2 separate regions of the Mus musculus genome follow, and region 2 is linked to region 1. The links are chromatin contacts, found by Hi-C or POLR2A ChIA-PET in ENCODE. All regions are on one chromosome and are shown on one strand. The core of a region is the stretch at or near the end of the contact, and the rest is flanking DNA. Distances in the headings are between cores, read along the strand shown. Region 1 has its middle 42 kb from the start of Wee1. Region 2 holds the start of Sbf2 (SET binding factor 2).

Region 1 (7,714 bases), core at 1,900-4,399:
TTATGTCCCCCTATAATTTAGCAATGCAAAGTAAGCCTTCATAGGAAAACCTATGTTAAAACAACGCTGTTGGAGCTGGAGACACGGCTCAGCTACTCAGAGCATTTGCTGATCTTGCAGAGGACACAGGTTCCATTCCCAGCAACTACACAGCTGCTCATACTCATCTGTAACTCCAATTCCAGAGAAACCAGCACTCTCTTCTGGCCTCCAGAGCCACCACGTACACACCCACCATGTCCATAGCCACCACATACATACACAGCACTTACATACATGCAGGCAAAACACTCGTACATATAAAATAAAATCAGCCCGGCAGTGGTGGCGCACGCCTTTAGTTCCAGCACTTGGGAAGCAGAGGCAGGTGGATTTCTGAGTTCAAGGCCAGCCTGGTCTACAGAGTTAGTTCCAGGACAGCCAGGGCTACACAGAGAAACCCTGTCTCAAAACACCCTAAATTAATTAATTAATTAATTAATTAATTAATTAATTAATTTAATTAAATAAAAAGAGCCGGGCATGGTGGCGCACGCCTTTAATCCCAGCACTCGGGAGGCAGAGGCAGGCGGATTTCTGAGTTCAAGGCCAGCCTGGGCTACAAAGTGAGTTCCAGGACAGCCAGGGCTTATAGAGAAACCCTGTCTCAAAAAACCAAAATAAATAAATAAATAAATAAATAAATAAAATAATAAAATAAACAAAATTTAAAGTAAAAAACGAAACAAAGTTCTCGTGGTAAACTTATAAACGGGATTCAGTACCTTTCCTTCATGACTAGAACAACCTGTGTTCTCTCTTTTTCTGTGCCATAAAAACGGCACATTTTTAATCCCCCAGGTACTCTGAGGAAAATCCCAGCACGGTGAAGTCAGCACTCAAGTTTCCCCAGGGACTCCCATACAAGGAGGTGAGGAAGGGTCTTAGCAGGACGCGTGCAAAAGAACCATCCCGGCACCGAAACTGAGTGGTAAGTGAGGCATAGAGCATTTGCATGACTAACGCAGGGGAAAACCCACCAGAGAGCCATTTCTATTTAAATGCTAAAAATGCAGAAGTGCATCTACTTGGGCCTAACATGGCTTTAAAAGGAAACAACCGTGCCTCTGGAGTTTTCTGGGTGGAGATGGGGGCCTTCTGTAAAGAGAGAGAGAAACCCAGGCCTAGTGACTTTGCATGACTCCTCCTGTAGAGGCCAGGCAACACTCCAGGTCTCAGGGCAGGGGGTCCTTTTCTGCAGAGTCCTGAATTTATAACATTGATTTTATTTCCTTTCATTTACTATTTATATGTAAGAAGCAAGGTCTCAAAGTAACTGTATAACCAAAGAAGACCTTGAATTTTGGATCCTCCTGTATCTATCTCTCCACTATAGACATGAGCCACTACACCTGGGTTATGTGTTATGGTCATACATTCCTAGCCCAACATTGATTTGAGATTTTTTTTTTTTTCCTTGAGAGTCTTATTATGTAGCCCTGGCTGGCCTGGAACTCACAGGGACCCATCTGCTGGCCTCTGCCTCCATAGCTGTGATTGAAGGAAGGGCTATGTGCAGCCTGCATTTCTGTTTTTTAAGACTTATTTTTATTTTTAACGTATGTGTGTCTACACTAAGGCTAGAAGAGAGCATTGAATCCTATGGAGTTGGACTTACAGGCAGTTGTGAAGCGAGTGCTGGGAATTGAACCTGGGTCCTCCGGAAGAACAGTAAGTGCTTTAATCACTGAGCCATTTGTTCCGAGCCCTGGACCCACAAACTAAACTTAAGAACTCTTTGGTAATCAGAAAAACTACTGGACTTCCTTCCAAAAACACTGCACGTCTGCCTAAAAGTTGAAACAGCTCACCCAGTTTCATGAATAACCCTGGATCCTAAAATGTTCTACTTGAGTCAACCCCCAGGTTAAGGACCCCTGGTAGGCTTGAATAAACACATCTTATAACACATGCTGCCTTCAAAGCCTGTTTACAGACGGTGATAAATAAGAAAATAAATAAATAGGAATTCATTGAAAAGAACTACTGCCTTCAAAGACTAGTTAAGTCTGTTTACTAGAGGTGGTATACCTGGGCAGGGTTGGGAAAGGTGATTAGTGAGTCCTTTAGTCCAACAAGCAGTATCCTAGATCCGGGGCTCAAGAGCTTCAAGGCCAGAGAGACAATGGGACTTTGAGGGATTTGTTCTGAAACAGGATTCACTGTAACTCAGGATAGCCTCAGATTCTCTATGTAGCAGAGGCTGGTCTTGACGTTTTGTTTCACCAAACGCTGCAACCACCGTCAAGCTTACCTGTCTCTAAATTGTGGTCTTGGATTGATTCTGACTGAATTTCCCAGACGCGGGTTGTCAGGGCATGATCAAGGGAAACCCAGGCCACAGGTGCAGTCCCTGGGTCACCCAGGAAGAGCTTGCGGAATGTCCTGTCTGTGAGTGCCCTCTGCTGGGAACGCTCGGTCCCGCTACGGGACTGCGGCTGCGCACTGGCACCACGGGGCGGCGCAGACTTCTTGGGTGTAGTGCATAACCCAGCGGACTGCCTAGCCTCGGTAACTCCAGTAATGCTCTCTAATATTGTTCATCGTGCCTTCCCTCCGACCCCTCAGACCCTCTGCTTCTCATCATGACTTTGACCACCAAACCGTACTCTAGGCTCCTAAGGCTAGTCGTAGAAACATCGGAGCACCCGTTGCATATATGAAACATGTTTCTCACGACTGAACCGAGTGTTTCGATTATAATTCCAAGGCAGAAAAGGATGCAGGCACGTCGCGGCAAAGAGAAAATGGACACCTGGGTGGTGAGGAAAAAACGGGAGCGCCCAGAGTCTAGCTCCGCACAGCGACCTCACAGTGTTAAGTGCCCGGTACCCTGGATTTAGCAGGGCCAGCCCACTCTGCAGCAAAATTAAGCAAAGCCAATTCCTCCCTGTGTTGGAGAGTTGGCACCAGTGACGCTCTAGACTTGAGCAAAAGGACGCCTGCTAAAGCGTTGATCAGGGTTGGGGCCCTTGCCTAGCAAGCATGGGGCTCTGGGTTCCTAAGAAAACTGAGCCCAGGATGTGAGCCACGTGGTGGCTTTTGTCCGGTCTTCCCGGGACCACGGGCGCCAGCAGGGGGCGAGACGTTCCTTTTAACCCCGCTCAATTGAAGTTAAAAATAGAAGCTGAGTTCAACTGAAAAGCATGAGACAGCAAACGTAGAGAAACTTGATCAGGCCGATATGAAGTAACATTTCCAAATACGGCAGTAAGGGCATGAGACAGAGCAAACGTGGAGAAACTTGATCAGGTCGATATGAAGTAACATTTCCAAATACCTCAGTAAGGTAAGCAGCTTCGGCAGGAGCGCTGCTCTAGGAAGTGAATGAAAACTTCGAGGTGTAAAAAATGTTAAGTTCCAAGTCAGACATCAAATGAACTTTCAGGGATTAAAATGGTAAATGTTTTAAAGACAAAGACACGCAATATCAATTAGAGTAAACGTTTTATCTGTGGATAAATATTGGAATTCTCCAGCTTTAAATAACAAAATATTACAAGGGAATTCAAAACCATGAACACTAAACAGAGTTTTAAAAAGTAATAATAATAGCCTGAGAAAAACTGTCTCCAACAAAATTCAAGCTGAGAGTATCTCAAATGAATAAAACTTTATACAGAAAAACAAACCAGAACTGGGTGGTAGTAGCACGTGCCCTTACAGTCAGCACTTGGGAGTCAGTCACCTTTCTGAGTTCGAGGCCACCCTGTTCTACAGAGTAAGTTCCAGGACAGCCAGGACTACACAGAGAAACCCTGTGTAAAACAAAACAAACAAACAAAAAAAAACTCACAACCAAACAACCCCCCCCCCGCCAGCCTCCTACATAAAACAGATATATTGGTGATAGCCTGTAATCTAGCACCTCAAAATCAGAGAATGTGAGTTTGAGGCTAGCCTGAACTGCACAACAAGACTCTGTCTCAAAAGAAAACAAACAACAAACAAAAACAAAAAAGAAAAAAAAAAACGCTAACAAATCTAATAAGATGGGTGGGTAGCACCGCCCATCTGAGAGGTAGGGCAGGTAATTAGGAGTTCAAAACTGCCACTTTTTCTCCCCTCCTGTATTTTTATTTATGTGTATATGTGTACACCATGTGCATGCAGTGCCCACCAAAGGCAGGAGAGGGCGTTAGAGTCCTCTGAGACCAGAGTTACAGATGGTTGTGCGTTACCAAGTGAGCCCTGGGAATTGAACCTGGGTCATAGGGAAAACTGAGCCGCCAGTGCTCTTAGCAACTGAATCAGCTCTCTAGCCCCTAACGATATGATAATTTTAAAAACAGACTCTTGAGCTATATAGGCCAGAATAGGGCACTGGATTCCCTGGAACTGGAGTTGCAAACAGTTGTTAACTGAGTGTTCTTAACTACTTAGCTTAATTGAAAAGTGGCAGCAGGAAGATCAGGGGTTTAAGATCAGGCACAGCTACAACTACAGTGTGTTCCCAGTCAGCCATCCCTAGCTACACAGGAAATTGCCTGGGGGGATGGGTTATAATGCTTAAGAGTCTGGTGTAGGTCTGCAGCACAACAAATAAACAAAACAAAGTGGAAAAGCAAAGCAAACAAACAAAAACCTGCTGCCCTCCAGCTGACCAGAGTCACCTGAGAAGAGAAAACTTCAGTTGAGAGATTGCAGGTCTGTGGACACTTTCTTTATTTGAAACAGGGTTTCACTATGTAGCCCTAGCTGGCCTGGAACTTGCTGTGGAGACCAGACTGGCCTAGAACTCATGCGATTTGATCCATAAGAGAAGGCTGAGAGAAAGCTCAGAACAGTGCTAGATGAGACATGCTACTAGCATCTGGTTAGGCAGGGTAGGGGGTAATCGATAAGATGAGATCTGAACTAAGAGACAAAGGAAATGAGCAACAGGTCTACTTCAACCTGAGGGAGGAAACAGAAAGGAACAGAAAATATTAAAATAGCCCTGAGGCGAGAGTGCGCGCCCAGCAGAGCACCCACGGATTCTGTGTGAACTGAGCATACAATAGTACTTTGAAAAACAATCATAAATTCATTAGGCTAAACTGATATAGTCAAATATCTAATTTTACCTTAATAAATTTAATATAAACAACCTCAGAAGGAGGTGACTTTGTAAAAGTGTCACTTCACCCAACTCTCTTCCAAAGCTAGAGTCAGACACTAAGTATTAAGATTTCATCCTTCAGGAGCCGGGCGTGGTGGTGCACGCCTTTAATCCCAGCACTCGGGAGGCAGAGGCAGGCGGATTTCTGAGTTCGAGGCCAGCCTGGTCTACAAAGTGAGCTCCAGGACAGCCAGAGCTATAAAGAGAAACCCTGTCTCAAAAAAACAAACAAACAAACAAAAACAAAAAAACAAACAAACAAAAAAACATTTCATCCTTCTACAGTGTACTTTAAATAAAAAATAAATAAATCTTAAAAGGGGGGAGGGGCTGGAGAAATGGCTCAGCGGTTAACAGAACTGACTGCTCTTCCAGAGGTCCTGAGTTCAATTCCCAGAAACCACATGGTGGCTCACAAATACCCGTAATGAGACCTGATGCCCTCTTTTGGTGTGTCTGAAGACAGCTACAGTGTACTTTAAATAAAAATAAATACAAACAAAGATTTTATCCTTAACCCAGGCAGTGGTAGCACACACCTACACACCTTTAATCTCAGCACTTGGAAGGCAGAGGCAGGAGGATCTCTGAATTCAAGGCCAGTCTGGTCTTGTCTCAATAAAAAGATTTCATATTTAATATGCTCAAATGTTTTCTAGATATGAATTAAAATACTATCATAGTTCATAGAGTCATTAAAGCAAGAGTCATAAAGCATTGAGTGGGGCTGGAGAGATGGCTCAAGAGGTTGAGAGCACTGACTGCTCTTCCAGAGGTCCTGAGTTCAAATCCCAGCAACCACATGGTGGCTCAAAACCATTTGTAATGAGATCTGGTGCCCTCTTCTGTTGTGCAGGCAGAACACTGTACACAATAAATAAATCTTTTTTTTTAAAAAGGCCACTAAAGGGGCTGGAGAGATGGCTCAGCCGTTAAGAGCACTGACTGCTCTTCCAAAGGTCCTGAGTTCAAATCCCAGCAACCACATGGTGGCTCACAACCATCTGTAATGAGGTCTGACTCCCTCTTCTGGAGTGTCTGAAGACAGCTATAGTGTACTCACATGTATTAAATAAATAAATTGAAAAAAAAAAAAAAAAAAAGGCCACTAAAGCAGCCAGAAGAGGGTGCCATATATCATGGAGCTGGAATTCCGAGCAGTTCTGAGCTGCCCAGCGTAGGTGCTAGGAACAGAGCCCAGGTCCTCTGCAAGAGCAGCAGATGCTTCAAGCTGCTGAGCCGCTGTCTCTCCAGCCTCTGGGTTTGTGGATTTAAATGCCACTGATACTCTACCAATCTTCAAATAAAATCCTGAACCAACTTCTATCCTGAGCTCCACATTCAGATCCATCTATACACTTGATTTCTAGGGAGATGCCCAACCCCCCCCTCTCAAGTTTGAAAGTCTAAGCTGGACAGCTCAGATAAAGGTATCTGCTACCATGCCTGACCACCTAAATCCAATTCCCATGACCCATGTGGTGAGATGAGAGAGTGATTCCAGCAGGCTGACCTCTGACCCCATACACATTCCATGGGACACACACACATCCTACTCCACTCCATAGCTCTCACACAAGAAATAAATAGACAGAAAGAATTTTAAACATTTGAGTGTCTAAACATTTGAATGAGCACTGTTCTCCATTTGCTGTTCCTGAAACACATACACAGACACATATACACGAGGATGAACATACACACATACATGGGCATGCATTTATATGTGGGGGGTGCTTCTGACAGCAAGTCAATCATTTCTTTGGATCATTTTTTTTAAGATTTATTTATTGTTATATGTAAGTACACTGTAGCTGTTTTCAGACACTCCAAAAAAGGGTGTCAGATCTCATTACAGATGGTTGTAAGCTACCATGTGGCTGTTGGGATTTGAACTCAGGACCTTCAGAAGAGCAGTCAGTGCTCTTAACCACTGAGCCATCTCTCCAGCCCTGCTTGGATCATTTTAACACTTCCCTTTTTTAAAAAAAAAAAAAAAAAAAGGAAAGCACAACAAAACCCACACCTGACACCATAGCCTAGGAAAAACAGTGCAGAAAAGACAGGCAGAAGGATTAGGAGTTCATGTAGCCAGCCTGAGCTACATGAGACTGTCTCAACACACACACACACACACACACACACACACACACACACACACACACACACTAGGGGGCTGACAAGATGGCTCGGTGGGTAATGCATTGTGCTTACTGCCAAGCCTGACAACCTGAGTTTAACCCAGGACCCCACACTATGGAAAAAGAAACTCCCACTGAGAAGTGGTCTTTTCGCCTCTACACCTGCTGCCTGCTCCTCGTCCATGCACATAAACATATAAAACAAAAGTAGATTTAAGAGCAGAAACAAACAAAATCAATGAAAGGACTGGAGAGAGGGCTCCGTGGTTAAGAACACTTGCTGCTCCCAGAGTTTGACCCACACCAGGCAGCTAACAACTCTACAGATCCAGGGCTGACACCCTCTTCTGGATTCTTCTGGAGACCTCGGGGATCTGCATGCATGTGCTAATGCAAATACGCACACATACGTATACAAATACATTTGATTTAA
Region 2 (7,714 bases), core at 1,360-3,859, 450 kb before region 1:
TTCCAGGACAGCCAGGGATACACAGAGAAACCCTGCCTCAAAAAGCAAGCTAGCAAACAAAAAACAAAACAAAACAACAAACAGAAATAATCCATACCTATTAAGATGTCTATAATATTAAAAACAAAAGAAAACAGGAAAACAAGTGTTGACAAAGATATAAAGTTAAAATCCTTGATCAGTGCTGAGAGGTAAGATCACAAAGCCATTGTGGAAAACAGTTGGTGGTTCCTCAAAATTAAACAGAGAATTACCACATGTAATTCAGTACTGTCCGGTAGTGCTGTTCCTAAGGATATACCAATGGAATTGCAAATTGACATTCACATACTTTCTATACATGGTCATAGTGCCAGTACCCATAAAGTAGAAACAATGCCCCAACCTACCAGTGGATAGGCAAAACATGGTCACACAGACAGTGCAGGGTTATTTAGCAGTAAGGGGAATGTAGCACTGAAGCTCCAATGTAACTCTAGGCAGTACTGACAATAAAGTAGGGTTAGAACTAGGAAACAATAAAGCAAGCAGGATTCTTAGACACAAAATGGCATATACTTTATAATTCAAGTTATAGGAAGTATCTTACAATGGGCAAACTTATAGAATCAGAAAGTAATGGTGTTATAGCCAGGACCTAGAGAGAGAAATAGTTATGTCTGTTTAATGGATTTTGGGTGAAGAAAATGTTTGAAACTAGACAGATGTAGTCATTGTCCACAAGGTATTAAATATTTTTAATATTTTATGTGTATGGATGCTTGGATGTTTGTGTGCCACATGCATGCCTGCTGCTGGAGGAAGCCAGAAGGTATTGGATCCTGTGCAAATGGAGTCACACATGGTTGTGAACTGTCCCTGTGGCTGCTGGGAATCAATTCCAGTCCCCTGGAAGGGCAGGCAGCACAGGTCTCTCAACTGCTGAATCATCTTCCCAGACCTTATCCCAAATTAAAAAAAAAAAAAGTAAAATTGAGGGAACAAATCCCCACAATAATAATTTATATGGAATCCATCCCCTACCAGCTGTAATCAAGGCAGTTCCAGGAGGACAACGCCGCCGACAGAATAGGGAAGGACTTTCTACCATGGCTGTTAAGCACTGGAATGGCAGTCTGTAGAGGAAGTGAGATTACTCTTTACTGAAAAAGTGGAGGAAGAGCTCCCAGGGAAGTTACCTGGAAATTTTCTCTATGAGGTGTGGCAGGTTGTTTTGTTTGCTTTCATTATTTTGAAAACTAACCTAGTTTTCATCACTGCAGGTATGCTGATTCCGTCTGACTAGAAGCTGATTACAAAGGAGGTCCCGAGGTAAAGTACCCCTTCCCTTTCAATTCTTCTAGCATAGCCCAACCCTCTCAGACCTGCTGAAAGGTCTGGCCTTTTGCTGTCGATATAGTTTAACGGTAGCAGGCTTGCCCAGCATGTAGGAGGCCCTAAGTTCAATTTCCAACGCGGAAGCGGGAAAGGGGAACGCTGGCCCAGAAGAGAGAATTAGTCAGAGCAGCTGAGACTATGACCCTTTGGACTCTGAGTTCACAGCTCCAGGCACTAGCTTTCTGCTGGTCTTTGGCAGAGGGCGTGTGTTGCACTAGGCACGTTAGAACCTACTACGTACAATCTATAGAAGGATCAAACCCTCAGTGAACGATGGCTTCACGATCACTTCTAAACCATAGGTTCTGAAAACTTCATAGTTCAAATACATACACTACTACTAAAATTTCATGATCATTAAGAAGTAACAAAGTTAAAAAAAAAAAGTGACAAATCCAAGTGTGCCAGCCAAATTAGAAAACATCGGTAGGAGATATTTCTTAAAAACGCAATCGACTTGAATGCTCTCTAGGCTCTCAAAGTGCCCTATGAATTCTGTGGAGTGTTTGCAGTAGAGCAACTTGAAGTTAACACCTGCTTCAGCCTGAAAAGTCCTGAGACAGTGAAAAAGGCAGTGAAAGTCAGGCGGGCGGGGCTCCCCGGGGAGAGACCGGCCCATTTTAGGAGGATCCCGGGGATGCCCCTGTTCCTAGGTGGAATAACTCCCTGGGGCACTCAGAGGAAAGCCCAAGCTGACCGCCCCCAGCCCAGGCAGCCCCGAAACCAGAGGCGCCTCTGAAGATTGCGCAAGTCTTTTCCTCCCCCGCCTGCTTGGTGGCATGTTTCTAAAATTCCCATCTGCACAACATAAACAGGAAACGTGCAGCAAAAAGCCTTGGCGGTGCAAATTCCAAGCTTCCAGCCGAGGGCGGGAGAATTTCATCCGTGCTGCCGGTGGCAGCAAGCGGCACCAAAGAACAAACTTTCCAAGTGACCCCGCACCCCTCCATCCCCTTTTCCCCCCGACTGCAAAAGGGAGATGGCGGAAGGAAGGACCCCTGCTCCAGGAAAATAAAGAACCGGGCGGGGGTGGGGGGCGTTGAGGCAGCAGCTGGGCCTCTAAGCGCCCGGCCTCGGTGGCGGCGCGAGGCCAGGCCGCGCCGGGCCGCCCACCTCGCGAGCCGCGTGTCCGAGCGGCCTCCGGGCGCCGCGTGGGTTCGCGGACGCCGGGCACTGGGTCGTCGAGCCCTTTCGGGTGGGGCGGGGGAGGGGCGGGCGCGAGGCGCGGCGCAGGCGCAGTGAGCGCCTCGGTTGTCAAACATGGCTGAAGCGCCGCTGCTACCGCTACAGCCGCCGAAGGGAAAATGCTGAGCTCGCCCGGGCCGGGTGGGCGGCGGCGGCGGCGAGGGCGGCGACGGGAACCCGCTTCCCGGGCGCGGCGGCGGCGGTCATGGCCCGGCTGGCCGACTACTTCATTGTGGTAGGCTACGACCACGAGAAGCCAGGTAAGGGTGTGGGGCGGGCGCCGCCCCCGGGCTTCGCCTCCGCCCCCGGCAGCCGTCCAGTGGGCTCGGCGGGGCCGGGCGTCGCGGCTGGGAGGCGGGGAGGCGGGCGGGCCGGGTCCCGCGGTGGAGGAGCTGCGGGTCGACTGGTGTCGGCCTTCGCGGCGGGGCCGAGCCTGGCTGCGGTGGGCGTGTGTGAGGGAACCGTCGGACGGCGGTAGCGGGGCTAGGCCGCGGCGGTGCGGCCGGGGACTGGCGGGCCGGACCGGTGGCGAGCCTGCCCGCGCGCCGCCACGCGCTTCTGCGGAGGCGGCTGGCACCCGGGACCGCGCCCTCGTGCCTGTGGAGTTGGGAGGGCGGGAGCACACTGTACGAGGCTCCTAGGGATACACTGTGTCCTGCATCCTGAATAGGAGTGACGCTGGGGGCAGTCCTCCCGGAAAGGAAGTGCCGAGAGTCCTGCGCTGCCTCCCGCCGGCCCGGGGTGTGTGTGGGGGGAGGGGGAGGCTGGACATCCCGGCCGAACGCCGGGTACTTGGATAGGTCAAAGGATCCGAGCACTTTGAAACATTTCTAGGAAAATTGTTTCAGGACGTATGTGTCGGCATTCCAGAATGAAAGGACTCTGCTAAGCAAAGAGAGCCGGCCGACCACTGCAGGTGCTCTCTCTCACTTAGCTCTCACGTGTTTTGATTGTTCTCTGGTTTTTCTCGGCCGAGAATTTTTCACAAGGAACAGTTTGGCAGATAGGTTGCTTTTTACACTTCGGTGGACTAGCACAACCAGAAGTATACAGGGCTCATGCACGTTCATTTTCGTAATTGTATCTCTTTGTGTTGCTGTTTATAGATAAGCGGGATGTGCTAACAAGGTTATTGTAGAGCAGGGGAAGCTACAGTCTCGCAGTTGCAAGGGATTTTAGATACCAGCGCTCCACCCCCTTCCATGTCCCCGAGGTGCTTAGGTTGTGCTTTGCTGATGTTAGTCGTTGCACCAGCATACCATTGTTCTGCCCACCTCTTTTTATTATTTATCCCTAAGGATTTATTTCAGAGATGGGAGCCTTCACATTCTTTTCTCACCACTACCTAATTGAGGTCAATTAGGAGAAGCAGGCTCTTGCTGGGCAAGCCTGGAGACCTGAGCCATGAAAAGGTGCCAGGCAAGAACTGATTGCCCACAGTTGTCCTCTGACCTTCCTGGGTGTGCCCTGGCATGCATGCCCACTCCCACCATGAAGACACACAATAAATAAAAGGAGAAGACGTCGGGCTGTATTTGGAGAATCTTCTGGCTGCTCCAAAATGCCCTGTCCTTTCTTAGAAAATTTTGAGTCTCTTACCAAGGTGACATAGTCTGTCAGTCTGGTAAGATTGCCAGTGTGCAGAATCAGTTTTGTTTTTCACCTTGTTCCATTTTTAGTTACATTGTTCTTCACCCACAACAATTTTATCTTGTGTGCCCCCCCCCCCCCCGCCCCCCAAGATAGGGTTTCTCTACAGAGCCCTGACTGTCCTGGAATTCCTATGTAGACCAGGCTGGCCTTGAACTCACAGATATTTGTCCTCCTCCCACACCCACAACAATTTTGAAACAGTAACAAACTTGAAAAAGTTGTAAGTATGATACATAATTATTGTTATTTTATTTTTCGGACATTTTAAGAGGAAGCTACTGCCCTTATGCTCCTTCACTCAGAATGGTTTATCGTGAATTTTATACAAACAGGAACATTGGTCTACACAATGGCAGTACAGTTGTCAAAATAGGAAATTCAGGACTGGAGAGATGGCCCAGAGGTCAAGAGCCCTGGCTGCTCTTCAGAGGTCCTGAGTTCAATTCCCAGCAACCACATAGTGGCTCACAACCATCTGTAAAGGGATCTGATACCCTCTTCTGGTGTGTCTGAAGACAGCTATAGTGCACTCACATACATAAAATAGATAACTAATTCTTTACAAAATAGAAAATTCATGCTGACCCAGTATTTTACTTAATTTGGGTTTTGTTGATTATGCTATTAATTTCATAATTGGTGAAAGTAGTACAGTTAAGTGCTGCAGCGTTTCATTATCTTTTTAGTCTCTCAGTATGGATCAGTTCCTTCCTCTTCTTCATGGTCTTGTCACCTTTGATGGTTATAGGTCAGTTACTTTTATTGTGCTGGGTACATATGCTTGGGCCAGTGTATGTATGACAGCAGTGGTGTTCACTGTGTCTTGTCAGGAAGTACATACTTTACCTTTGATTGTAATCAGCGTCTGCCAGCCTTGCCTACTAACAAAGGTCATGCTCTGATCTCCCACTTAGGGTTACTCCCTTATGAGGTATCCTCCTCACTCTAATTTTTTTGCATTTTTATAAAGATTTATTTATTTCATGCATGTGAGTACACTGTGGTTCTCTTCAGACACACTAGAAGAGTGCATTGGATCCCCTTTACTGTGGTTACTAGGAGTTGAACTCAGGACCTCTGGAAGAGTAGTCAGTGCTCTTAACCACTGAGCCATCTCTCCAGCCCAGTTTCTTTGCATTTTAATGCTCCAGGCAAGTTTGCTCCTCCTGCTTTGACCCAGGGTCTCTGATAGGATATGCTTGGCTTTGGCCCTTCTGGATTTCCCCCTCAGTGAGCCCCACTTCTATCCTTTGGCTACTAAGACTACTCTTCTTCCCACACTGAACAAAGGGAAGATTTCTTTCTTTCCTTTTTAAAAATAAAACTCAGAATATGGCATAAATTATAATCTCAAGTATGAAATATACACTTTTTCTGTTATATTTTTGCATAATTTGTATTTTATTCAAGCATATTTTTTGTGCAAAAAATTTATGGTAACAGCTGAGTGGTTTTAAGCAACTGTATACACTAGTGTAGTCACCGCCACAATCAAGATATAGAACATTTCCTTCTCTATAAAAAGTCTTCTTATGCCTTTTTTGCAGTCTGTTTCCTCCCTAGCCTCGGGTGGCTGCAGATCTGCTTTCTGTCTGTATGTTTTTGTCTTTCTAGAGTGGCACATTAATAGAATCAGTTTTTTTTTTTTTTTTGAATGTTTGGCTTATTTTCTACTTAGAGTCATCACTGAGATTTATCCATGTTGTAGTGATTAGTAATTGTCTCCTTTCACTGTTCCCCTTTCCCTTCGATGCTGAGTATGGAGCCCAGGACCTCAGCCATGCTAAGCATGTAGTCTGCCATTGACCTGTACTCATTGCTGAACTGTTCAGTTCCTTTCCTTTCTTTCCCTTTCCCTCTCTCCTTCCCTTTCCCCTGTAGCTCAGACTAACCTCAAACTTATGATGTAGTTCAGGATGACCTTGAACTTCTCCTCCTCCTGCCTCTGTCTCCAATGCTGTGATTATAGGTGTGTACCCTCATGCCTTGTTTATGTGGTGCTAGAAATGGAGTCTGGGGCTTCCTACATGGTAAGCAAGCACTCTTATCAATCAAGCTATGTTCCCAGCCCCAGGCATACATTGTTTCTTTATATTGCTATGTGTTTGTTCATTCATTCCTCAGTTGGAAGACTGAAAAATTCTTAAATCATGGGCAAGTATCTGCAAGTTTATATGAAATCGTCAGCGTGTTTTCCAAACTACCTGAGCTGTATAGGATAAAAATCTACAAAGTGATTTTTTTTAAACTATAAGTGAAGAATCAATCTAATTTATTTTCTAACCTTTTGTTATACAACTACCTTTGGGAGTTAATAAGGCTTTATTAATCCAACTCTCTCTAAAAGCTAATCAGATTATAATAATATGATGCTTATATGTAGTGATATGAAATTTGTGTGTTTAATACCAGAGTGTTTCTTTTTTTTTTCTTTCTTTTTTTTTTTTTTTTTTTTTTTTTTTTTTTTTTTGGTTTTTCGAGACAGGGTTTCTCTGTGTAGCCCTGGCTGTCCTGGAACTCACTTGTAGACCAGGCTGGCCTCGAACTCAGAAATCCACTTGCCTCTGCCTCCCCGAGTGCTGGGATCAAAGGCGTGCGCCACCACGCCCAGCTCTTTTTTTTAATATTTATTTATTTATTTAATGTATGTGAGTACACTGTTGCTGTTTTCAGACACACCAGAAGAGGGCATCCCATCCCATTACAGATGGTTGTGATCCATCATGTGGTTGCTGGGAATTGAACTCAGAACCTCTGGAAGAGCAGTCAGTGCTCTTAACCATTGAGCCATCTCTCCAGCCCCAGAGTGTTTCTGGTATTATTCAACCAATACATTACTATTATTTTTAAAGTGTCTTTGCCATTAAGAATAATTTTAGTTGAATTACTTTTAATTAAAATATTTTTCCTTTATTTAGTGTTATGTGTGTACATGTGAAAATCAGAGGACAGTTTTCCAGAGTTCATTTTCTACTTCTAGCATGTGGGTTCCTGGGATGAAATTTAGGTCATTAGGCTTGGCAGCAAGAGCCTATACTTGCTGAGCCATATTGCTGACCTCAGATTTTTCTTTTCTTTTCCTTCCTTCCTTCCTTCCTTCCTTCCTTCCTTCCTTCCTTCCTTTCTTCCTTCCTTCTTCTCCCCCTCTCTTTTTCCCCTCCCCTCCCCTCCCCTCCCCTCCCCTCCCCTCCCCTCCCCTCCCCTCCCTCCCTCCCTCCCTCCCTCCCTCCCTCTCTCTCTCTCTTTCTTTCTTTCTTTCTTTCTTTCTTTCTTTCTTTCTTTCTTTCTGAGACAGAGTCTCACTATGTAGCCCTAGATGTCTTGGAACTATTTATGTAGATGACACTGACCTCAAAAACTCATAGAGACCCACTTGTTTCTGCCTCTTAAGTGCTGGGGTTAAAGGACACACACACACACACACACACACACACACACACACACACAGGTAAAAATGGGGAAATCTGAGGAAGAATGGTGGCTTCTTATATGAGACCAG

Evidence for each region. Hi-C counts contacts between places; a loop is a spot of excess contacts on that map. ChIA-PET counts read pairs that join two places held with the same protein, here RNA polymerase II (POLR2A).
Region 2: a map of Patski shows a loop between it and region 1 (3-fold over the local background). The contact joins the promoter of Sbf2 here to the enhancer-like site in region 1. A Hi-C loop is called at or near these places in 12 of 37 maps with a recorded cell type or tissue (CH12.LX, CH12F3, Patski and 5 more). POLR2A ChIA-PET finds 5 or more read pairs at or near these places in 1 of 5 experiments (embryonic stem cell).

Annotation. Positions count from the first base shown.
Region 1 is chr7:110,159,711-110,167,424 of GRCm38, reverse strand. No RefSeq gene overlaps it. Among named protein-coding and RNA genes, the nearest start is that of Wee1, 42 kb to the right of the region's middle. RefSeq lists an enhancer at 1,104-4,616. Within about 2 kb of position 3,149, at least 1 of the 3 ENCODE cell types and tissues checked has a DNase peak (open chromatin) inside an H3K27ac peak, as active enhancers do.
Region 2 is chr7:110,609,815-110,617,528 of GRCm38, reverse strand. It overlaps Sbf2 (SET binding factor 2), which reads left to right and starts at 2,609. Exons shown (of 41, transcript NM_177324.2): 1 at 2,609-2,822. The coding sequence starts at 2,768.